3 separate regions of the Mus musculus genome follow, and regions 1 and 2 are each linked to region 3. Evidence: chromatin loops called from intact Hi-C (ENCODE). Cell type or tissue: left cerebral cortex. All regions are shown on one strand. Region 1 holds the start of Gcc2 (GRIP and coiled-coil domain containing 2). Region 2 has its middle 35 kb from the start of Smpdl3a. Region 3 overlaps Pkib (protein kinase inhibitor beta, cAMP dependent, testis specific).

Region 1 (8,000 bases), 510 kb after region 3:
TGTTGCAAGATCAAACGTCTCCATATAACTTTTATACTCCACTTCATTTAAGACTTTTCCCACTGACTTATTTCCCCATCCTCCAGTCCTCTCTATAATTTTTCCTTGTCAACCCCTAGTTCCTGTCTATTTACATTTTACTATATTTTATTATCTCCTTTCTCTTAATAGGTATACTCCCCAACAGCCTGTTTCTAATTACCTAAATACCACATGGATTCCAAGTTCAACACAGAAAACAAAAGATTTAAAGCTAGTAGCCACATATGAGAGAGAATATATATATACACTGTCTTTCTGAACTTTATTCTAGTGTAGTAGTTCTCAGCCTTCCTAATGCTGCAACCCCTGAATTCAGTTTCTCATGTTATGATGACCCACAAACATAAAATTCTATTCTGTGCAGCTTCATAACCATAAATTTGCTACTGACATTAATCATTATACAAATATCAAATATTCAGATGGTCTCACAAGACCCCTATGAAAGGGTTCTTTGATCACCAGACGAGTCTCCACCCACAGGTTGAGAACTACTGTTCTACCTTTTTTTTTTTCAAGTTTCATCCATTTATCTGTGAATTCCAAGATGTTCTCACACAGTTGAGTAACATTCCAACTGTGTATAGGACCACATTCTCCTGATCTATTCAACACTTGATGGAAATCTAGGTTGGTATGATTTCCTAGCTATAGTGAATAAAGTAGAAATTAGCAAGGATGCGCAAGTTATCTCCACAGTAGGATTAAAGTTCTTTCTTTATCTCCCCATGAGTGGTATTGTTGGGTTACATTATAGTAGTTCTATTTATAGTTTTGGGGAAGCATCCAGATGATTTCATAGTGGTTGTACTAGTTTATACCCCTTTCTGCACATCCACAGTAGTATTGCCTGCCACTTGTATTCCTGATCAGAGGCATCCTGCAAAATAGAATCTTGAATTCGTTTTAATCTGTGTTAACTTAATATCCAAGGACATTGAATAGGTTTTAAATGTTTACTAGATGAGCATAGGGGTATGCACCTTTAATCTCAGTGCTCAGGAGTCAGAGGCAGATCTATGAGTTCAAGGCCAAGCTTGGTCTACCTGGTGTATTCCAGAACAGTTTGAGCTATATAGTGAAACACTGTTTCAAAAAAAAAAAAAAGAAGTATCTTACTAGCTATTTGTATTTCTTTTTGTAATTTATTTTTGAGATTATAATTGTGGGAGCCTATGTACAAAAACTGTAAACTTACTGTGAATGATGGGTGGAGTGCAGAATGTTCTTTCACAAGGCTTCCTTCTAGAAAGAATTGCATGAACTATGATAAGTGAAAGCACTTGAAAGCAAGGACATGAAGGGGATACCCTGGCATGTGCACAATATCTGTGTGGGAATGACAAAGGTCTGGGAGAATACTCTTGGCCCTTGTCAGGTGGCCAAAGGTGATAAGATATAACACCAGGTGTTATTCTCTCAATGCACTTGTATTTGCTTAAGGTAACTATAAATGTTACCTCATGTCTTGCTTGCTTTTTTGAAAAGTGCTTTGTTTTAATTACTCTTAAACCTGGAGTCCCCTGGACATCCCATATAAATCTTTTCACATAACCTTCAATATGCAAAGACTTAGTCTCTCTGACCAGGGTAGGTTAGCAATAATTACATTTCTCCCTTTTCATTTCTCCCTCAAAACCCTTCTAATATAACCTTCTTTGCTCTCCATCAAATTCATGGATTTTTTCATAAGTTGTTATTGCATGCATATATGTACAAAATACATATATATTCCAAAATATAGCCTCTTTAGTTCATGTTACTTGTATTATGTTTTCAGGACTATTTGGTACTGGACAACCAACTCATGTACCCTTCCTTGGGAAGGACCACCTCTCTGATTCCCAGCTCTCCTCAGATACCTGTAGTTCTTTATGTGGAGTGGAGGCCTAATGCTCTCTTCTCTTCCCACTTTGCCATGTCCACCGATGTCATCCTTGTTCATTCTTGGGCAGTCATGTTGGTGAGATTACATTCTGGCATTACTAGGAGACAGAATCTCACACCATACTTCCTGATTCTCTGCCTCTCAAAATCTTTCCACCCCTTCCTCCTCAATTTTCTCTGAGCCTGAGGTGTGGGAGTATTTTGTAGCCAGATCCCTTGGGACTGAGCTCCATACTCTGAATACTGATAGACTGTGGGTTTCTTAGTGGCTCCACCTGTTGCAAAGAAAAGTTTCCTTGATGAGGGGTAAAGACTATACTCATCTGAGGGTACAAGTATTTATATTGCTGGGGGTTATGCTGGCTTAGTAAATTAATGGTTGTAGACTCTCCTCCAACAACCACAACTTAAGTAGCACTGAGTAGTTAGGTTGGTTTCCATGAGGCATGGCTTCCCTCTTGTTGAGCAGGTCTTAAGTCAAATTAGTCCAATGAAGTCCAAGGCATACTTGTCATACTGAACTCTGATTACCAGGCTGTGCTGGTGGATGTGGTTCAAAGGTGGCATAGCCGGAAAGGACTGTTGTTCCCTTCTCTGGAAGCTTACATGGTGCCTTCAGGTACCAAGAAACCTAGTCCTCAGGGAGCTTATATTCAAATCGGTGCTAGCTCAGGGTACTGAAGCTGTTCTTATTTCAAGGGGTAAACAATTGTACTCTCTTTTGGGAATAGTTTACTCTTCAGCTCTTTTCAAGAACCTAATGCTTTTTACCTTGGGCTATTTTGCTGTTCTCCTTTCTCTGAATACAAAGTTAGGAGACCAGCATGATACAAATCATGATGTTTCAGTCAGAGGGCAATTTAAGATTTAAAAAAAAAATGTATCTACAGGAAAATCCCACCTCTAGACCCAGCTTCTCACTGAATTTAAATAGTGCAAGAAACCTGACGAACAGAAGGAATTTGGTCCACCACTGTAAAACTGAAAAAAATAACTGTTCCTGAAGGATCAGAGAAATAAGAGAGAAGGCACACAGCCGCTTGCTGGGCTGTGTATTGGGACTGAGGACTGACAGGGGGTAATGATTTTCTCCCCTCACGGTATTACCAGGGAATTTGATGTCTTTATATTTTGTAAAGGTCATGCCATATGACTTCCAGAAGCCATGATCAAAACCAACAAAAACACCTGGCTTTTCCCATACGGAACTTGGAAAACGCTCTGGCTCTACTTGGGGGTGAGGGCCCAACTGCTTGAAGGCCTATACCTGCAATTAGTGTATGTCTACACCTGGAAGTAGACAACCTGAAAAACCTGCTGAAAAACACCCTCTCACCTATGAAAATACAACATGTTAATTAATATTCGCCACCAGCGGCCACTTGCTCTGTCCTCTAGTTTATGTTTAGGCCAGGCTTAACTATAGAAAAATATCAGGCATTATTTTAGGGTCTAGGTCAGTCTAAACGTGTTCTATTAGACAATAACAACGAAAATCTATATTGTAGTATCTTCCTTCTCTAGAGTCCTCTGGGGTTTGGATTGGTTTTATCTTCCTTATCTTGCCTTCATCCCCTTGTGAGCAACTACAAGGAAAAAGAAGGCCTGCAGGACTCTTGACAGAACCTGGAATCTCTTTACCCTGTCTTCTCTCATTCGTAACCACAAGGGAGGGCCCTCATCAGACTAGTCACGTGTACCTTCCCACACTGTGACCTCGATGGGTTCTTTGAAGTGAATGCTGGAATTCAGTCTGAGTTATCCTTTTTTATGCAACCAGGGTTACCAGTCTGTGGAATGCTGCCACCCACAGTTACTGGGGGTCTCCATAGCTCAAGTAATCTAATCTAGATAAATTTCACATACATGTCTAGAGGCTCTCTCCTAGATGATTCTAGATCCTTTCAAGTTGACAATATAAACAACACGAGAAGCACCTCAGCCGGCAAATTAATATTTAGCAATACAGAGACAGCATGCCAGCATTTTGAAACTCCTGAGAAAGTAACGGATTCAGTAATTTATTCCTTATTACTACTCACAGAGGAACCTATTTTGAACATGACAGAATTAAAGTCACCTATAAAACTATTTGTTTCACATATGCCTGCTAGTCGGGATAGTTATATTTGTAAAGCACATCTTTAAAAATTAGAAAACGAAGTGATCAAAGGAACGTGTGCTCAAACCTGTCACCTGGCACAGGGTAGTAGTGCAGGGCGACTCAGCGCGTTCCGGCACCGGCCAGGGGACCTGCGCAAAGACGACTTCCTCCCGGACACCAAGGAGGAAGCGGAAGTGCCAGCTCTGCGTAGCCTTGGAGACGCGGGGAGGCGTAGTCGCCTCGTAACGAGACCTTTGACCCGCGCTCGGCAGCCTCGGAGGCGGAGCAGCCGAGACTCCTGAAGAGGCGGTGGAGGCAGCCGCGGGTCGCAGCCGCGATGGAGGTAACGGTGGGCGTCGCGCCGCCCCGCTGGCCCGCTGTGCCGCTCGAGGGGTGGGAGGGCATGGGAGCACCCTGTCCCCGCCCTCGCGCCCAGACCCCCGCCGCGGCGCTTGGCATTGAACCTGGTGCTGGCTCCGGCCGTGGCGACGGCCCAGCTCCGGTCCCTACCGCCTAAAGGGGTCCTCCTCTGCACAGATTTGTTTGGCCGCGCCTTGTACCTGGAATTGGGATGAGCTCTTTTTATGGTTTGTTTTACAGGATTCTGCTCCAGATGCCGTAGCTGCAGCACCCTCCGGGACCCCGAAATCCAAGGTGAGGAGAGCACTCAGCCGCCTGGTTCCCTGTAGCGCATAAGGTTAATGAATCGGAAAACTTTGGCATGGGGAGAATTATTTAAAAAAAAAAAAAAAAAAAAAAAAGAACTAACCTTTCCTCAGGGAGTTTCATTTTAATTTACTTACAGATTTCCTGTTCTTTTTTAAATTTCCTGATGTGCGAGCAGTTTGTTTACTTCCTGCTCCTTGTTAGCACGATGCTGTATTTCAAACATTTAGCTAGTCTGTTTAATGAAAGTTTACACAGTGACACGAAGCCGAGGGGATTAGATAAGAGGCAGGAAGAAGCAAGGAACTATATCCTGTTGGCTCCAGCTCCAGAGTTGAGGGTGGAATAAGGTTGTTCTTACAGCACTGTGCAATGTTTTATGCTAAGTGATTCAGAAAGGTAGGGGCACAATTTATTACCAAAATGTAGTGTTTGAAGACTGATTTCTAGGCATTTGCTGAAGTAACAGATTCTTTCAGGTAAGCTTCCTGAAATACGTATCTTCCCTATTCTCATTCTGCAGATGAGGAAACGTTGTGCACAAAGATTAAGTAATTTTCAGTTAGTAAACCCTAATATTTTAGTTGAAGTCTAAATGTGACCCGATTCACCTGTGAATGTAGTTATGTTGTTAGCTTCCAACAGAATGAGTTCTACAGCTCGAGAAATCTTGAGTTCCAAGCCCTTCTTGTACAGCTAGAGAACTCAGTGTTCTCTGTAAGAGTTTTGTGCTGGGGTTTTGGTTTGATTTTCCATTCACCTAATTACTTTTAGTTATTGAAGTTACGTTTCTCAATTTAAAAAATGTGACTGGCTCAACTGTTTAGAGTGTCTCTCTTTGGTTTTCGGCAGACACTGTGTTTCTTTTGGTGGCCGTACTAAAAGCATGGGTTTTAAAACTCAATAATACGACTCCATCTTTCAGCTAGAAACGTTGCCCAGAGAAGATCTCATCAAGTTTGCCAAGAAGCAAATGATGCTCCTGCAGAAAGCCAAAGCAAGGTGTACAGGTACTGGGTTTAAATCAGAGCTTTTCAGTAGACCACCATGCCTAGCCCTGCAGTTGCCTTTGAATAAGTAAAGGAACAAATGAATTTTTAATTCAGTGTGTGTGTGCGCGCGTGTTTTGCCTATATGTATGTCTTTGTTAGAGTTTTGGATTCCCTGGAACTGTAGTTACAGTTGTGAGCCACCATGTGGGTTCTGGAAATTGAAGCCAGGTCCTCTGGAAGAGCAGCCAGTGTTCTTAACCACTGAGCCACCTCTCCACCCCAAGAGGAATATCTTTTTTTTTGAGGGGGGTGGGGGTGGGGGTTCGAGACAGGGTTTCTCTGTGTATCCCTGGCTGTCCTGGAACTCACTCTGTAAACCAGGCTGGCCTCGAACTCAGAAATCCGCCTGCCTCTGCCTCCCAAGTGCTGGAATTTAAAGGCGTGCACCACCACCATCCGGCTGGAATATCTTTTTAATAGTAAAATGAAACCCTTTTTTACTTCGTATGAGTTGTAAATTTTTCTAAATTAAATATGTCTTTTAGAGAAATCAGCTGAAATGTAAAAGGCACAAGGTGTAATCCTCCAGACATTCTGGGAAGTTGGAAGTATAGGCACATGCTGGAGTTGGTCGATGCCCCATTTAAGAACTCTTGAATTCTCATTAACTTAAAATTTTAAACGCCAAGGGTTTGTTCTTCTTGTTGTTTTCCTAACCAGAACAGATAGAGTTTATTTTTAGAAATTGAAACAGTTTGTACTCAAGTAATTTATTTGGGGAGATGACCTAAGCTTTGGAACTAGACCTGTATTGATGAAATAGATTAATACACGTGTTTGATAGAAATTTAGTTATTGCTTTGAGATTATACAGCAAATATTTACAACAAAAATAATAGAATGTATGGGACATGCTTCCAAGTTTTCAGGGTAGTTTGTCATAGGGGTGCACACACCTGGTTTCTGATTTTCTAGCGGCTAAGACAGAAGCATCCGTTGAGCCCAGGATTTCAACACCAGCTTGGGCAACATAGCAAGCCCTCTACGTCTATGTGGACGGATAAGGAAAGACAGGAAAGGAAGAAGACGTGAGTACAGCTTCAGATGAAGCGCAGGTACTCATGTGCACTAAAGCAGGGGAGTGGGAAGGTAGGCCGCTCTTCCAAAGGAAGTTGTTCATAGTAAGCGGGAGAAGAAAAACGACTGCTGCTGTTTGGATGGAGTTCCCATTTCTCTGAGTACTCACTTCTTAAATCCATTCTAATTTATAGGCTTGGGATTCTCAGCATGTACTTGTCAGTTTAGGAGTAATTATTTTCTTGATTTTTGACCTGGAATCTCTTTTATTATTTAGAATTAGACAAAGAAGTTGAAGAACTCAAATCAAAACCTGTTGATGGAGGAACTGATGATATTATTAAGGTAATGAGGCAATTTTTGTTTACTTATAGGAAATGCCCAGTAATAGATAAAATCTTTGTGAGGACTGTCTCCCTGCTGCAGACACTCTTGCTCTTCGTTTGATCTCCTCATCACTGGCCTTGGTTTAGCCTACTAGTTGTTTAACTCAGAGTGAAGGGGACATGACTCACTTCAAACAAAGAGTCGGCAGTCCTCCCTGACTGTCGTTAGTACTAAAGTACCTTTCCTGCTCTGATCTCCCTAGAAAACTTGGCCATATGTAGCACTTCCATCACATGCAGATAGATTTATACTTGGCTGCCGACCCACATTTGATAGCTTCCATTCTAGCCTCCTCAGGCAGTGTGGGGGATGGTAACACATTCCCTTTGTAATCTCAACTAACCTTGCCAGGTCCCTACCACTAGGTGTCATTATTAGTTTTTGTACCATTTAACTTTTGAGTTGCTTTCCTTCCTATTTCCTTTATCCTGCACCTGTAACAGTCACCACAGACCTGTTGCAGTTTCAGGAGATGGCTCCAGTGTGTCTCTCCATTCGCATGGCACTCCGGCTTCCTGAAGCCTCTGTTTCCTGTAAAGAATTGCTCTGGCTGCCCTTTAGATCTGTTGCAGTTCTGAAACTGGACTTTGACAGTGATCCTGTAAAGGTTTGCACTGTTTCCTTACACTGCACACCTCTTTGCTAGGCATCTTGGTCAAACTTACTGACTGGATTAACAGTTGGTTTTGATAGATTTGTCCCTACGGGTACCTAAGAATGATTGCACAGGAAATTTTAGAAACAAAAGAAATAATAGAAACAGGGTATCTGCCTTCTTCTGCCTCCTGAGTGCTGGGATTAAAGGCATACACCACCATTCTAGGCAAGCGTAAATTATTACGTAC
Region 2 (8,000 bases), 87 kb after region 3:
GCTCATATCTCTCAACAGCTTACCTAAGAAGGACTGAGCAGATAGGCCAGTGATAAGTGAGGGCCACTTTAGGATGCATAAAGCCATGAACACCTAGAGAGTTTACATCTAGAGGTGGAAGAGGTAGAGTTGCAGTTTAAAGACACAATCCCTCATGCTAAAACTTTTGGCTTTTGGGAGTATCTTCTATTTTGCTCATGAATGTTAAGAAGAATATATATTTCCTATCTCAGAAAACACTAAATGAATACATGAACATTTTAGTATGTACAAACATGTTTTGTGTGTAGTCCACGTGTGTGTGTGTGCGTGTGTGTGCGCGTCTGTGTGTACATGTGTGAAGGTGGAAGTCATTTAACAACCCAGGGGGGTCTTACTTCCTCTCTGTTCACCTTGGGGTTTTGGAACAGGGCCACTCATGCACCTGGCGCTCATTGAGTAGGGAAGTTTGGCAAGCAAATCTGAAGAATCATCCATCCTGTGTCCACTTCCCTAGTTCTGGGATTACAAGCATACACTACCACACCAGAGTTTTGTTTTGTTTGAATGGGTTCTGGGAAACAAGTTCAGGTCCTTTTGTTTGTATAACAAGCATTTTACCAACTGAGCTATTACCCTATCTCCCAGGAAATATTTTTTCAATTGTATCATTGAAGGCTTTCCCTACTGCTTAAGAGCCAATGCTCTACCAATAGAACACCATGTCTCAAGCCAAGAATGCTAATTAACCAAGAGTAATGGTTTCCTGTAGAACCCACATTTGCTTGGATTGGTTAGCATTCTTTCCCCATCATTTCACTTGGGAAATTTCCATTGCAATAAGGCTACTCTGAGATTTGATCTCTTTCTTTTGTTTCAATGTCTGAGACCTAAAAATTTCTACTATGTGCAGTTGTTTTGGGGTTCATCTTGCCTGAATATATAACTTTTCTTATAAGGACCTTAGAGTCTTACAAGTATTTCTCGACCAGAAATGCTGCTCAGTTATTTCCTAGGAATATGTCCTGTAGACAAATACCAACACTCAGGTTATATACAGGGGTCTCTGTAGCCTCCACAGCAGCAGGGTGATAGTCCATGGGAGGCAAGAAGGCAGATGGGGTAAAAGTAGTGAGTGTTGGTTCTAATTCTGGAGTCAGACTCCAAGTAGTTTATTTTAGGGATATCTTTAAGTATTGGAGAAAACTTTCTGGTGATAATTAATTAAATCCAGCGTGCACCGTAAAGCATACATAGATCTTTTCAAGGATCAAAGTAGCCTAAATAAAGATTGGACCTGACTACATCTGAACTCTTTGTAAAGCACATGTAACACCCACCATAAATGTGAGTTCTATGCATTGACTGAGAAAAACAGGCTTATGCTTTGGGTCAAGAGGTGGAGTGTTCCACTATATAGATAGTCCAGAGTTCACTAGACTACAATGCATGCCTACCAACAGCTTTCTGGAAAACAAAAACAAAAACAAAAACAGGTTACACATTTGTTCACTTAAAGGAGCAATTCTGTGTGCTAACATTCAATAATTACCTGAAATAAGTTTCATCAAACTAAAACTATTGAGAGAAAAATCTATATTTGTTTTGGAGATAGAATTTCATAATGTATTCTAGGATTGTCTTAATGTCACAATTCCCCTGCCTTGGTTTTCTAAGTTTTCTGAGTTTATAGGTATGGATCACCTGGCCAGGGACTGGGAAGTCATTTTCAAAGAGACAGTGTATAACATTAGCTCTAAGTATCTCTACAGATTACAAATGACTTGAAAAAAAGTAAAAATTTTAACACTGTAGCAGAGAAACCTCCTTATGTGAGGATTCATAGTAAATGCTGTTATCAGTGGTGCCAGCCCAGGACTCCTTATGTGATGGACAAAGGATGCACTTTGCCTGTCTAAAACACACACCACAAACACAGCCAAGGACACAACTCACACTCACATTGAGGAACACTTTACAATTGGCCTGCAGTCTTCAAAGAGGCCAATGTCAGGATAGAAAAAGACACAAGAAAGTGCAAATTGATTGAGAAAGGAAACTTACTTGCAAATGCAATCCCAGCAGGAAATAATTTCCATAGAGAATATTTTTGAGATGACTGATATATTTTTTACATTATTATTTATTTATCATTTAATGTGTATGCATGTGCAAGTGTGTATGCATGTCTGTGGAAGCCAGAGGTCTTATCCTCAATTGATTCTCTACCTTATTTTCTGAGACAGAATCTCTCATGGGCACTGGAGTTCATCACCTAGGATAGACTGACTGGCCAGCAAGTTGTAGGAATCCTTCTGCTTCCACTTTCCCTGTCTCCTTAAGACTCTGATGCACATACATATAAGTTCAACCATATATCACAAACACATGCACCCATATATGCAGCCACACACACATGTACACGCAAACTAAAAAATTATACAAAATAAAAGAGGACAAAAGTTAGTAAATTTTTCAATGGTTGTTTTATTCTCTTGTCTGTGGCTTGGTCATTTTCTTTACATTTCTTTCCTATGACCATCGTTCTTTGAAATGCTCTCATTTTTGCTTTCAGCGAATGGAGATATTCCATAGATGCTTTATATGACTGGTGAAATTTCACATAGAACACAACTGGATGTGGGTTCTTGACAGTTCTTTTCCCCTCTTGCTACCCTCTCTATTGGAGCAAGTCCTGAGTTTCACACAGCGTCAAGCCCTCTGCCTTTGTGCAGTCTCTATTCTTATTGTGAGATTTTTGCATTGCTTGCAGCAAGGCTGCCTGAACCATGGAAACCTCTTGTATGTAACCCAGTGAAAAACGGAAATGAGGCAGATCGTTCTTTCTAAAGGCTTGTAGTGAGGTCATCTGCTTTCTTTACTAGCCATCTTGGAGTTGAAGAGAATTAGCTGCTGTAAGGGCAGTGCAGACAATGTCGGTTCTCCCAGAGGTCAAGTTCAAGATCTGCAGGAATCACTCCGCTCACTTCCCCACAGCCCTTCCTTTTTTCTCTGAGCCTTTACAATGGAATACCACACATAGCAAGTCCCCTTTCCCCTTTCAACATCTCTCAAATGCATTTCGGTTCCTGACTTGAAATGATCTAGAAGAAAAGGTGCCGACCCCAACATTTTAATTCAGTGATGAGTACTTAGAATTAGGATGACTTCGAACTATACTTTCCTTACAGCTTCCCTTTCCCTCCTCTTACTCCTTCTTTCAATTTGTTGACATGGGTCTCATGTATCCCACACTGCCCTCCAATGGAGGATGACCTTTTTGATCCTCCTGTTTCTACCACTTGAAGGCAGGAACTACATTGTACTCAGTTTACAAACGATTATGGATCTATTCTAAGGTATCATGTGCAGGAGGTACAGGCTCCCTGTGTTTGCAGATAAGCACGAGGTGAAACAGGAAGGCTAAACACACAGGGTTATCCCCTCAAAGGGAGAGGTGTATAATCTGTTCTCTGCCTAGAAAGCCAGGAGTGGACATCTGTTCTAATCTGGTGACCTTTACACTGTCTGTGTGGCCCAAACCAAAGTGCATTCTTCTCCAGACCCTTATTGTGACCTTAGCAATACATAGAATTCATCCTTATCACATGTACTTTACAAAGATGTTTGTCATAGTCATAATCTTTATTGTACATACAGAATTGAGTTGATTACCACCAGGAAAATGTTCACCAAATTGTGCTGTGCTTAAGGATGCCTGAAATAAATTAGTTGGGCATCCGACTCTTGAAGTTTGATCCATTTCTGGCTACTTAATCGTCTTGAACCAAATGATCTTCTTGGACCATGACTCTGCGGGCTGTGGTTGTCATAGAAACTGCCACATTCATGCATGCTAGTTGAGCACTCTACCAGCCAAGCCACATCTTACTTTTGAAGCCTGGAGGAGAAAGAACTATAAGGCTTTCTTTGACTATGAGGTGGTTATTTTGCATGCCATCTTAGGCAAAATTAGTCCCAGACAGTGTTTTCAACATTCTCCACAGTTCCAAGCCTGTTTAAAGCTGGGAGAGTGTAATAAAATAGAGCATCCACCCAGCACTGCTATAGACAGTGTTTATATAACAAGAGTGACTCGGGATTCTCAACTTCTCCTAGTGTTTTTTGCTCCCATGAAGTCATTATGATCAAAAAATACACTCTCCTTACCAACAGGGGATGATGATGATGATGATGATGATGATGACGACGACGATGATGATGATGGTGGTGATGATGATGGTGGTGGTGGTGATGGTGATGATGATGAAGATGATGAAGATGATTGCACTGTTTTTGATTGCAGAACTTTAAAGCAGACTTAATCAGGCCTAGTGTGCCTTTTGTTTTCTCTTTCTATCACAGCTACTGTATGTATGTTTCCCTTTGGCTGTATTTCTTTTTGTAATATCCTGAATTTATAACTATATACTGGATTTCCACTACAATATTTAGGGAAAGAAAGGCCCAGATGTCAGGCTTTGTTAAAAATGAAGGAGTTCTTTGAGGTGGGGGAAAATCACTTGAAATTCTCCCTCATGAAGTTTGTAGCAAAAGTTTATGAGCTGGAGCTGTCCTCGGTGTTCCTGCACCTATACAACATGAAGGCAGATCTGGCTTCTGACTCCAGAGACAACAACGCTGAACAAGAATCCAGTTCTTTTGTGCACTGCTCTCTGTTCTAACCACACAAAGTCCATAACCACTACCCCTTCATTTCTTACTAAAGTAAGCGCTGGTATTCAGACTTTAATTTCCCTCCCCTGGCTCTTAATTCTGAACTCCACCTCTGACCTCTCTCTACTTGGGCACATTAGCTTTTACATGTTATTATTGGATGAGCAATAAAGAAGAAAGATTTTAGAAAAACTGACTTGTACAAGGCAACCAGAAAGTGTTTGCGATGGCTGCCTCTTCAGCTCTTCTGCAAATGATCCTAGCTCATCTGAGGCCTGGGTCTACCAGGCCCAGGCCACAGCACCCTCTAGTATGCTCAGAAACATTGTTCAGAAATGTTAACTTTGAAATATGTAACATTCATTGTGTTTGTTTGTGTAAATGTAGGTGAAAGGGCCTCATGGAACACCCAAATATTTATCCTATGTCTAGAATTATATGATGACAACATTTAAATCTTGAAGGTAGTATGGCTTCATGCCCAGAGAAAGAGAGGAAGAATTTTTTCTGGGTGTGCACTTTGTCCTGTTTTTACAAAATATGACAAACCATTCAGTATCATTTCAAATTTTGCTGACCTTACTGGGTGTGGTTGTCTGAATAGGAATGACTCCCATATACTCATATGGCTGAAAGCTTGGCCCATAGGGAGTGGCACTATTAAGGGGTATAGCTTTGTTGGAGAAAGTTGATCACTGTGGGGCAGGCATTGAGGTCTTCTATGCTCAAGCTATGCCCAGCATAGCTCACAGTTGCTCTGTTGCCTTATGTTCAAGATATAGAACTCTCAGCTCCTCAACACCATGTCTGCTGGGATGCTGCTATGCTTCCTGCCATGGTAATAATGGACTAACTTTGAAACTGACGGCTGGTTCCAATTAAATGTTTTTCTTTGTAAAAGTTGCATGGTCATGGTGTCTCTTCACAGCAATAAAATCCTAAGACACTAGGTTAAAAACTGTATTACATGCTGTCTTAGTTAGAGTTTCTATTCCTGCACAAACATCATGACCAAGAAGCAAGTTGGGGAGGAAAAGGTTTATTCAGCTTACACTTCCATGTTCCTGTTCATCACCAAAGGGAGTCAGGACTGGAATTCAAGCAGGTCAGAAAGCAGGAGCTGATGCAGAGGCAATGGAGGGATGTTTCTTTCTGGCTTGCTTCCCCTGGTTTGTTCAGCCTGCTCTCTTATAGAGCCCAAGACTTCCAGCCCAGAGATGATCCCACCCTAAGGGGCCTTTCCCCCTTGATCACTAATTGAGAAAATGCCTTAGAGCTGGATCTCGTGGAGGCATTTCCTCAACTGAAGCTTCTTTCTCTGTGATAACTCCAGCTGTGTCAAGTTGACACACAGAAGGAGCCAGTGCACATACAAACTAAAAAAAAAAAAAAGAAGAAGGAAAGAAAGATAGAAAAATTAATTTTGCAAACCTAATACTAGTCAGGTCTTGGCAATACTCTTAATCCCAGCACTTGGGAGGCAGAAACAAGAAGATCTCTGAGTTTGAGGTTAGCTTGGTCCATAGATTGAGTTCCAGGACAGTCAGGGCTACAAAGAGAAACCATGTTTCAAAAAAAAAAAATCAAAAAGGTAAAAATAAAAGAGAGAAAAAGATCTGAATACCTTCATGCCTGGAAACCAAATTGTACAAAAAAGCATCGACCTTTATTTTTTAAACCAATATCATGACTATTAAAAATACTTTCAGTGATGGAACACTGTGTGTGGGGTTTTTCAATCAGCTTGGAAGGAATTCAAGGTAGATAGGTTCTTTGGGGGCAAATCCAGTCTTTTTAGTCAGAATATCTGGGAGTCCAGCAAACCAGCAGCAAACCAACAGGAAGCCAACAGCAAAACAGCAATCCAGCAATCCAGCAATCCAGCAATCCAGTAATCCAGTAATCCAGCAGTCTAGCAGTCCAGTAGTCCAGCAGCCCAGCAATAGCAAATACAACAGCAATGGAAGCACCAGCAGTGAGAAGCAGCAGCCACCCAAGCACTCTTGAAGGTCTTGAGTTTATACCCTCTCCAGAGTCCCCAGAATTAAACTATCTGCAGCTGGCAATAATCATGCCCTCGCCCCAAGCATGAGATAATCATGCTTAGTGACTGTGGACAAAACTGAGGCAGTTCCATATCCCACCAAGCACACCTTTTGACCTTCAAATTTTCTAAATGAACTCCCAGAACTCAATGAAACAGTTTACTGTCTATGGTGCAGTTTCTAACAGTTTCCCTGTAATCATATTCCACATTCCAAGGCTTCCTACTGATACCTGAAACTGCAGATAGCAAAAAGTCCAATATGTTCTTTGTTTATTACTATCCATCTATGAACACAATTAAGTTTGATTTATAAATTAGACAAAACAAAAATTAGTCATGACAATAATAAACTAGACCAATTACGATGGATCCACTATAGGATTATTCTGTAGTATAAGTTATATGAATATGGTCCCAGTTGTCACTCAAAATTATACTATTTGATTATGCATACCTCCCCTAGGATGATGTGACATGATTCATGTCTCTGTGGTCACATTATCAGCTATTGTGAGAGTAAAAGGGAGATAATAAAGCACCATTTGAAAGAGGGTTTTGAATGGAATCAGGAAACATAAACCTGGGAGACTTATTTAGCATTTATCTGCTCCAAAGAACACTAATCATCTCTACACCTGGATCACAGGCACTGACACTATGCCCAGAGGCTAAAAATACTAATCACTGTTATCTCAAGGTTATCAGACTCTTGTTTTATGCACATTTCCATCCTTGTTATGTAATCGATTCTTTATCTTCTACTAGCCATATTGGTTTTGATCGTCCTCAACACTTACCATCTCACTGTCTTCTTGCCCTCTTCTGAATACTCGTATTCACAGATGGTTGAACCCTTACCTCCCAAAGTGAAATGTCTAGTCTATTCTCTTAAATAACATTGTTTCATTTTGTGCTGTTCCCAACTTCGGATTCACTCAGGATCAAAGGATGAAAAGTATATACAGAGTGTGGAAACTAAAAAAATTTATGATTTATATCTTTTGCATGACAAACCAGAGTGACATGGGAGTTCATCATTACTCAGATTGGAATCAAATTTAAATTTCTTGGCTTTTAATTTTGGGGATTTTCTGAAATATTTGGAATTTCCTATTTTGTATATTCGCTGAGAGGCTTACTGGAACTGAAAACATGCACGAGAAGGAACTACTAGACCATAAAAACATACAACCCAGAAACAACCAAATGGCTATATGGTAAGATCTGGGGACAGGATCCTGATGTAGCTGTCTCCTGAGAGGCTCTGCCAGTGCCTGATAAATATAGATGTGGATGC
Region 3 (8,000 bases):
TCTCCCAAGTTGCTTTTGAAGGGTATTTTATCACAACAGCATCGATAAACTAAGGCAGTGGGTGTAGCCAGTAATGATACTGTATACGTAAAGCACTTGAATAATGCCCAGAAGAAATGTTTTGATAAACATTGGCTATTATCATCACCATGCTCCACGGCACTTGGCTTTATTTGTTGGTCAGGAGGTAGGTTGGTAGCTAAATTGGTTAGTTGACTCTAATTTTACAAATGTCCCTAAGTCATAGTGTTGGGAGAATAGATTCTATTGGAAATGGACTCTTGGAAGTATTTACCACATCTGTAAAAAATTCAGTCATGTTAATAAGTGTCTGACAGGTAATGAGTGTAAATGTATCTTGTATTTGCCTGATATAATAGTCATCTCCTTGACTTACTGCCTCTGCCTGCTAACTAAGGCCTACCAGTGATGTAGTTCATTCTATGAGAGCAAACTTCAGGGACCTCCAGCTTGACATCCATGTCATTAATGACAGTTAATCTTCACTATCAACTTAGGTGGATCTAGAATTACCCAGGAGATATACCTCTGAACATATATGGGAGAGTAGCTCAGAGAGGCTGATCTCAATGAGGCTTATCCTGAAGATGGGCAGCATCCCTTCACAGGCTCCCAGACTGAATAAAAAGTAAAGTGGAAAAAGTCAGCCGACCACCAATGTTCATTTCTCTCTGACTCCTGACTGCAAAGACAATGGGAGCAGGTACTTCTTTTTAACATTCTAGGTTTTTTTCTTCCAGTCTGGCACTCAAAACTCTCCCTCCGCAAAGCTGGCTTAAAGCAGCTTTATGTGTGTCTGTGAAGCACATAACCAGGTTTATCACAGTAGCTCTGTTCTTCATAGCAGTATTCTAAAGTTTCTTGTTGCTGTGACAAAATACCTTAGACAACCAAATGAAGGCGGAAGGATATCCTTTGGCTCACTGTTTGAAAGGATGTACAGTGGAACATAGCAGGAAGACAGGAAGAATGATGGGGTGCACTGCTCTCTTATGTAGCTTCCCCTTCCTGTCTCATCTCGTAAGAGTTTGGGCATTTCTTGTTCTGTCAAATGTTCCTCTGATTCATCACTTTGTCTGCCACTCAATTAGACATCACTTTCAAATATAGGCACTTTCTTCTACAAACTAAGTTTACCTTCATTTTTGGGATTAAAGATGTGTACTAAGGATATGTCTATATTCCAGCCAGAGAGATTAAAGGTATGTACAAAGGGCTGAGCCATACTACAAAAACAAAAACAACAACAACAAAAACAACAACAACAACAAAAAACCAGGGGTTTTGAGAAAATAACACAATCTCAGGGTTTACAATGTAATCAAATATCTGACAACAGAAGAGCCTTGCTTTTTTTGTGGATGCCAGTAGAGTTTTATGATAGTTGTTTAACAAAATAATTGTGAGTCAGTATTTAAATGAGTAAGTTTTTTTCTATGAAAATAAAGAAAAATAAGCAACACATAGCTAATAATGGCATTTTCTTTCATTTACACCCAAACTGTCTTTCGTCATTATTACTAGCAGTGATAAATATTCTGTATTATGTATCTCCTACATCACAATATATCATAGTGTATACACATATACAATGCCCCATTACATGTGTGCATATTGTATATTATATGTACATATTATATATATATATATATATAATATGGACATTTGCCTTATAAAGATATCAGACTCATTGACAAAGAATATTTAGAGAAAAAGAATATATTTATTATTTCACTAGGAGGCAAAGACAAAGGAAAATTTGAGGCTAGAAGTTATTTTAAAACAAAATTCAAATTTCTCATGAGCATTTTGTTTTCTTTTTAGTGTAAAGAGTACTATATTTTAGGAAGTAGACACTCTCAGTGGAAATTGCTTGACTGGGCAGGTGTAGCTAATAAACAAAAGACTTCAGCTCATTTCTGTATTGTCTTTGTGTACGGCTCCTACTTGAGTTAATTATTAGACAGTTTTAATTAACCCGGTCATACAATGAGGCTAAAATGAAACAATAAAGCTATTGAGTGGCTGTGCACAAATTTACCTCTCTCCAAATGAAGAGAGAGAACAAACATAATCCATTCTGTGTCCTGTGCTGGGGATGCTTTTGTGATATAAGGGAGGGGGATGTTGAGTCTTATCGGGATGTGACTAAGAGTCGAGCATCCTACTGCAAAAAGAAGTAATGCATTATCTTCAGGGGTCTGGGAACATTGGATGTATGATGGGAGGGATGAGGGATAGCATAGGAAAGAGAGAGGAGAGGTTGACTGGGGAAGAAGAAGAGGAAGGAGAGAAGAGTAAGAGAAGAGGGAAGAGAGGAAAGAAGAGGACAGAAAAGTGAGGAAGGTAGGAGAGAAGAAAGGGGCAAAGAAGACAGGGGGGCAAAGGGTGAGGAGGAGAGAGGGAGAGAGGGGAAAGAGGAGAGAAGAGAGGAGCAAAGAGAGAGAAGACATGAGAAAAAAAGATGAAAGCATGAAGGGGAGATGAAGGTGAGGAGAAAGGACAGGGACATAGGAGAGTGGATATGAAGAGAAGGTGGGGGGAGGGCAGGACAGAGGCCGGCTGAACACACAACAAGCGTAGCAGCCTGTCTCTGCATACCTGGCATCTTCCAAGCTCAATGCAGAGGCTTTCTCTCATGGCCCTGGTTAATTATTTCATGCTCTTTGCTCCAGTTTCTTAATGTGTAAGCTGGTGAATTATTATAAAGGTAAAGGAACCAAATATTGGCAAAATTCTGAGAACAGTGCCAGACACACAGCAGAAATTGCTGCTATCTGCCAAAGCATAGAGGCTTGCCACAACTTTAAGACCCCTGATTTATTTCCAGATTATGTAACAAGACATCTCTTCTCCCTCCTTTGTCTTTTCTCCACCTTCACAGTATTTTCTTGTCCAAAGCTATGATTGCTTCATTAGTGCCTTCCTTTATTCTTCCCAGTTAGTAATGGCAGTTCTCAGAACGTCAAATGCCTGCTGCTATTCAAAAACCAGAACCCTGGCTCAAAGGAAAGGTTGAAGCTTGTGTTGTTAACACCGGGTTGAATCCAGGAGCCAATTTCTCATTGAGCATAACACAGCAGAAACCGTGAGCCCGTGCTCCTGGGGAAATGGTGTTTGCTAAGCACACGAGAAAGCTATTTAATGCTTCAGGGAAATATTCATACAAAATTGTTGCTTCTGATTTCCACAAGTGAATAAAGGAAATTCCGAGGGTGGCCTTGAGAACTCACACAGCATCCACGGAGAGTCAGGACAGAACTCTGAACCAGAGTGTGCACTGCTTCTCTTAAACCAAAAGGCCACACTGTCCATATTCATTCAGACAAGAGTTTTATTCAGTCGGCCTGAATCCTAGCGAAACCGAAAAGCTATATACAAGGAGAATCATATTAGAGCTATTTGTTTGCTTTTCCTTCTTCCTTCCTTCCTTCCTTCCTTCCTTCCTTCCTTCCTTCCTTCCTTCCTTCCTTTCTCTCTCTCTCTCTCTCTCTCTCTCTCTCTCTCTCTTTCTTTCTTTCTTTCTTTCTCTCTTTCTTCCCGCCTTCCTTTCTCCTCCTCCTCTTCTCTCTCCTTTTCTTTTTAATTTTAACATGATATTTTGTTTTTAATCTCTTGTTTATGTTTTCTCTCTTTTTATAGTACATATCTTTTGGGTCTCCTCCTCTCCCTTTCCCTCCTCCTCCTCTTTCTTTTTCCTCCTCCTCTCTCTCCCCCCCACAAAAGAGTTTAGATGACAAACCCAATAATCATTTAACTTATCATTAATTTTCAGAATGTGAACCAAATGGAAAATCTGTGGTAAACCCACAGATTGGGTAGATGACCATACTTGTAGGAGACAAGGATGAGTGTCTAGATGGGAGAGAGATAAAGTGCTACTCCCAGACTTAACCTTTGTGTGTGTCCTGGGGCTTCCCGCGACAGTGAATAGAACACAGAGACATTCTGAGACAGTATTGGGCACCTTTGGAGTACTACAACGGAAGTACCAGTGATAACCGAGAGACTGAAAAGGTGTGCTTGTGATTTCACAGGTTTCTGTGCAAGGTCATGGTGGGAGCATGCAGTTGGAAGACCGGTTCATCTCACTGTAGATTCCATCATAGATCCTACCTCCCACTACTCTGAATAGTACCATGGCTCTGATGAGGGAACCCTTCGGGGGACGGCCAAGCTGCAGACTGTAACAGGAGCAGCATACAAACAATCTGATATCCACTGACAAAAATTTGAAATCAGAGCATATTGAGCGCATGTGTTCTGTTCCATGTGCCTTGGAGGGGCACATGTGACTGCGCAGCTTCTCCAAGGTGTGGGCTAGCCCAGCTGCTGAGGCCTTGGGGAGCCACTCTTCAGAGAGTAAGATATTAAGAACAAAGGGCTTGTTACTCCTTTGATTCCATGGACTTGACTTTGGCAGTTCTGTGAGAGCTCCCAGCGCACTAAATAGACGTTCAGATATTCCTGTTTTATTTTTTTTTAATCGATTTGGATTTAAAATAACGGGGATTTACTTTTTCCTATCAATTTTTCGATGTCGCAGTGTGGTGGCTACTAAGAGGGACAGAGCAAGGCAGCCAGTTTGTGTGGATTTGGGTGGATTTCTACCTAAAATTGGGTAAATGATATTGCTTCTTGGGTAAATTATTTTGCTTACATGTTCACAAAATTAAATACTTATGTATGAAAATTCATAAAATGGACACCAGGTGGCGATGTCACTCTACCGCTAACACATCAAAGCCAATCTGCCCAGATTGCCCTAGGTTTCCAGATTATTTTTGTTGTTGTTGCGTTGTTTTTACTAATGCTGCTGTGTGTTGGTGGGGATTATCTTAAGCGGGCAGGGGTGGAATCACCAAACTACAGTTTTTCACACACACACCCCTCCCTGAAAAGATGCCTTATCGGACTATAATAAAGTACTCTAATCTGGCTACTGGTTTCTTTTCAATTTTAGGGAACACTATTGAACTTAGGTGCCAGGAGAGGGAGCTATAGTGCATCTTTAAAATAAACTTAGGCATGTATAAAGGCTACGGCTTTTTCTATTCAACAGTTTCTTTCTTATATGCAACACAACCAGCTAGATTTTATTTATTAATTTAATACGGTTGTGCACAATGCTTTTTTTTATTAAAATCAAATTACAAACAATTCTGAATTGTGTAAAACTTTAAGATTCAAATAGGCCTTTGATGCCTTTCAAGTTAGAAGCACTATTTGCCAATTGAGACTTATTTGGATCTCTCAAAGCAGCTTGAGGCAAGTGAATAACATGTGAATGGGCGTCTTTATTCTTGCCTTAGTGCAGAATATCTTCTATCAGAGCACAGCCTCCTTAGTGAGAAAATGGGACTCTTAAAAGAAAGGACATGAGGTTAACTGATTTGCCTGGTCTTCCCAGGGTGGGGGTGGAGGAGATAGCTATTTTCTCACTGTGTGCTGTGTGGGAACGTTGAATGTACAAAGAGGATGCTGGCCAAGAAGTCTTGGCAAGGAACTGTTGGGGACTAAAGGCACTGAGTATAGCTGCTGGTACCACTGGAGTATTTTCCCTAGAGAGGACACATGCAAGTGATAGCATGAGAAGAACATAATGTCTAACACTAAGCATTAACTATTATCCTAAGTGCTTCATACATAATTAGTTCTGACTATAGCCCTATGCATGAGAGCACATGGCCCAAAATGGCTACCCAAGATGAGCCCAGTAAGAGGCAAAGACAGGTTTTAAAGCAAGGCAGGCTGGCTTCAGAAATGGAACTTTCAAACTGTGGACTTCTTTTTTGTTTTATGGTTTAAGAGTTTATTATAGAAATGCAGGGGAAAGAGAGAAGAGAGAGAAAGGGGGAGGGGAGAGAGGAGAGGAGAAGACAAAGAGAAAGGAGAGGGGAGAGAGAAGTGAGAAAAGTGAGAGATAAAGGAATATAGGAGTAAGAGAGCCAAACTGTGGACTTCTATCATCTCCCCAGATAGCAAGAGACACTTCCATAATAGTTCTCTGATGTACACATATCATTCTGAGAGCTTTATTCACATGGGTCCTTATAAGTCATATACTCCCGTGGTATGGTACTACTATTGTCCCTGTTTTGCACCAGGAGAAACTGAGGCACAAATGAGTTAAAAGGTTAAGGTGATTATTGACGGTGAGGATGTGTTTAAAGGCAAGAATGCTTTTTATTGGGCTGGAGAGATGGCTCAGCAGGTAAGAGTACTGACTGCTCTTCTGAAGGTCCTGAGTTCAAATCCCAGAAACCACATACATGCACATGGTGGCTTACAACCATCCGTAATGAGATTTGACGCCCTCTTCTGGTGTGTCTGAAGACAGTTACAGTGTGCTTAATCATAATAATTAAATCTTTTTTTTTAAAGAAAAAGAATGCTTTTTATTTATAACAAAGTCCTTTTGAAGTTACAGAGCAGATGCAGAATTCAGTGTGGATTCCTCCGCCCCGGGGTTTCTTTTGCTTCTGTTTATGCCTCCCCTCCAGGTTCTCATGAGCTATACCATCTCTTTCTAAGGTACTGCTATAATCATTGAATGAATAATTTTTGTTCTTGGTGCCTATTAGCTGGGATTTAAGTACACACACAAGGTCACTAAACATGTAGAGAAAACAAGACACAACTTATTTCACTTCCTCTGCACTGAGGGCCACACCCTGTAATAATTCTGCTTTTACTACTTTTACAAAAGGTTGCAGGGTCATGACACATGTCTGCTTGCTTCCTGTTACCAGCCAGTCTTTGCTAGTATTCTCTGTTAACACAGACAGGCTGTCTGTAGGTCTCTGGAGCAGGTGTTCACCTCCCAGTGATAATTAACAAGTACACAGTCTCACTCCTCAGACCAGAACATCTCTGTCTCAAGAAAATGGAAGTTTATGAAATGGACCAGGAGGTAGTGAGGCAATGATTACTCCATGATGATCAGAGACTGGGGGGATGAACTGATCAGTTAACTCTGCCTATTAGCAGAAAATGAGGCTCAGCGGCTGGGTTATTCCATCACTAAATCCAAAAGAGGGAGAAAGAATACTTTGCTTCTTTGCAGGTACTCTTTTATTACACATTCCTAGAGTTTCAGTTTTCTTAAACTGAAGTTATAGGAAAGCTAACAACCTAGACTTGATAGTCTTTGAATTTGGGGATTTATTTTTGAGATATTTTAAAAGAATAAAACTCTGGCAATAATGGCCTGTTCACTCTTGCAAACAAATTTATATTTTATTTTCCCTGAACTACTTATTTTGTTTTTTTCTAGTTTGAGAGGAGACAGATGGGGCATATTGCATGTGATCTCCAGAAAAGTACACTCAAACTTGGTGACTTTGTTTCTCAGCATTGACTGAAGGTATTATTAGCAAGTTCTTCAATGCTCATGCATGACAGCTTAATTCTACACGAGTGTGCTGAGTCCTCAGTCCTTACTACCTCTCCAAGATATGGAAACATTTAGTTCCATTCTGATGCCTGCCTAACTTTCCTAGGTTGCGTACATGTTACACTGTGTTGCCTTGGTGATAAGCCCTCCTATTTCAGTGAGTTGAACTCATAAGAACTTCCTTCCTTGTGGAAAAAAGCTTCCTGTGCCCCTTCATTGCACCCCATTCCTGTTCCGGATGGCTCTGGAGTTCTCATAGAGCTATTAGGTCTTCAGTGGCCAGAGAGGGTGAAAAGAGGGCCCCCTCTATGGCTGCCTCTCTGAGTGCTCCTACAAAGCTTCTGCTGTCTCCTCCGTTCAGGATCAGCCAAATGATGAGCAGCAGCATCAGTGTGGGTCACATGACAGAGTAAGCTGTGATAAGTGAAGGCTACAAATGAGGCAATGGAGTGAACTCACAGAGGAAGGCTGAACTCAAAAGGAATGGCAAGTATTTCAGATGAGAGGTGCCGAGTGGCGACCAGAATTGCATAGGTGGATTGTTGAGTTTCACATTGTGGTACACACAGAGAAAAGCAAGGTT

The links. Peaks named below come from ENCODE experiments on the same cell type or tissue, not always from the same donor. Only the 100,000 strongest peaks of a DNase experiment are listed, where the experiment ranks them.
Region 1: it touches region 3 in a loop (6-fold over the local background); 8 of 42 quality-filtered maps call a loop at or near these places.
Region 2: a loop joins it to region 3, with 4 times the contacts of the local background. A loop is called at or near these places in 30 of 42 quality-filtered maps.

What each region holds. Positions count from the first base shown.
Region 1 is chr10:58,251,196-58,259,195 of GRCm38, forward strand. It overlaps Gcc2 (GRIP and coiled-coil domain containing 2), which reads left to right and starts at 4,331. Exons shown (of 23, transcript NM_027375.2): 1 at 4,331-4,376; 2 at 4,634-4,687; 3 at 5,625-5,709; 4 at 7,046-7,113. The coding sequence starts at 4,371. It also overlaps Gm9919. In left cerebral cortex, CTCF peaks have their summits at 4,136 and 7,528 (motif pointing right); DNase peaks (open chromatin) are centred at 3,764, 4,248 and 4,995; H3K4me3 peaks cover 1,863 bases; H3K27ac peaks cover 1,273 bases.
Region 2 is chr10:57,826,025-57,834,024 of GRCm38, forward strand. No RefSeq gene overlaps it. Among named protein-coding and RNA genes, the nearest start is that of Smpdl3a, 35 kb to the left of the region's middle. In left cerebral cortex, no CTCF peak of the experiment used is centred here; DNase peaks (open chromatin) are centred at 2,756 and 3,941; H3K27ac peaks cover 708 bases.
Region 3 is chr10:57,738,921-57,746,920 of GRCm38, forward strand. Pkib (protein kinase inhibitor beta, cAMP dependent, testis specific) reads left to right here. Exons shown (of 5, transcript NM_001039051.2): 5 at 1-2,192. Among named protein-coding and RNA genes, the nearest start is that of Fabp7, 42 kb to the right of the region's middle. In left cerebral cortex, CTCF peaks have their summits at 4,738 (motif pointing right) and 4,952; DNase peaks (open chromatin) are centred at 4,804, 4,955 and 5,436; H3K4me3 peaks cover 336 bases.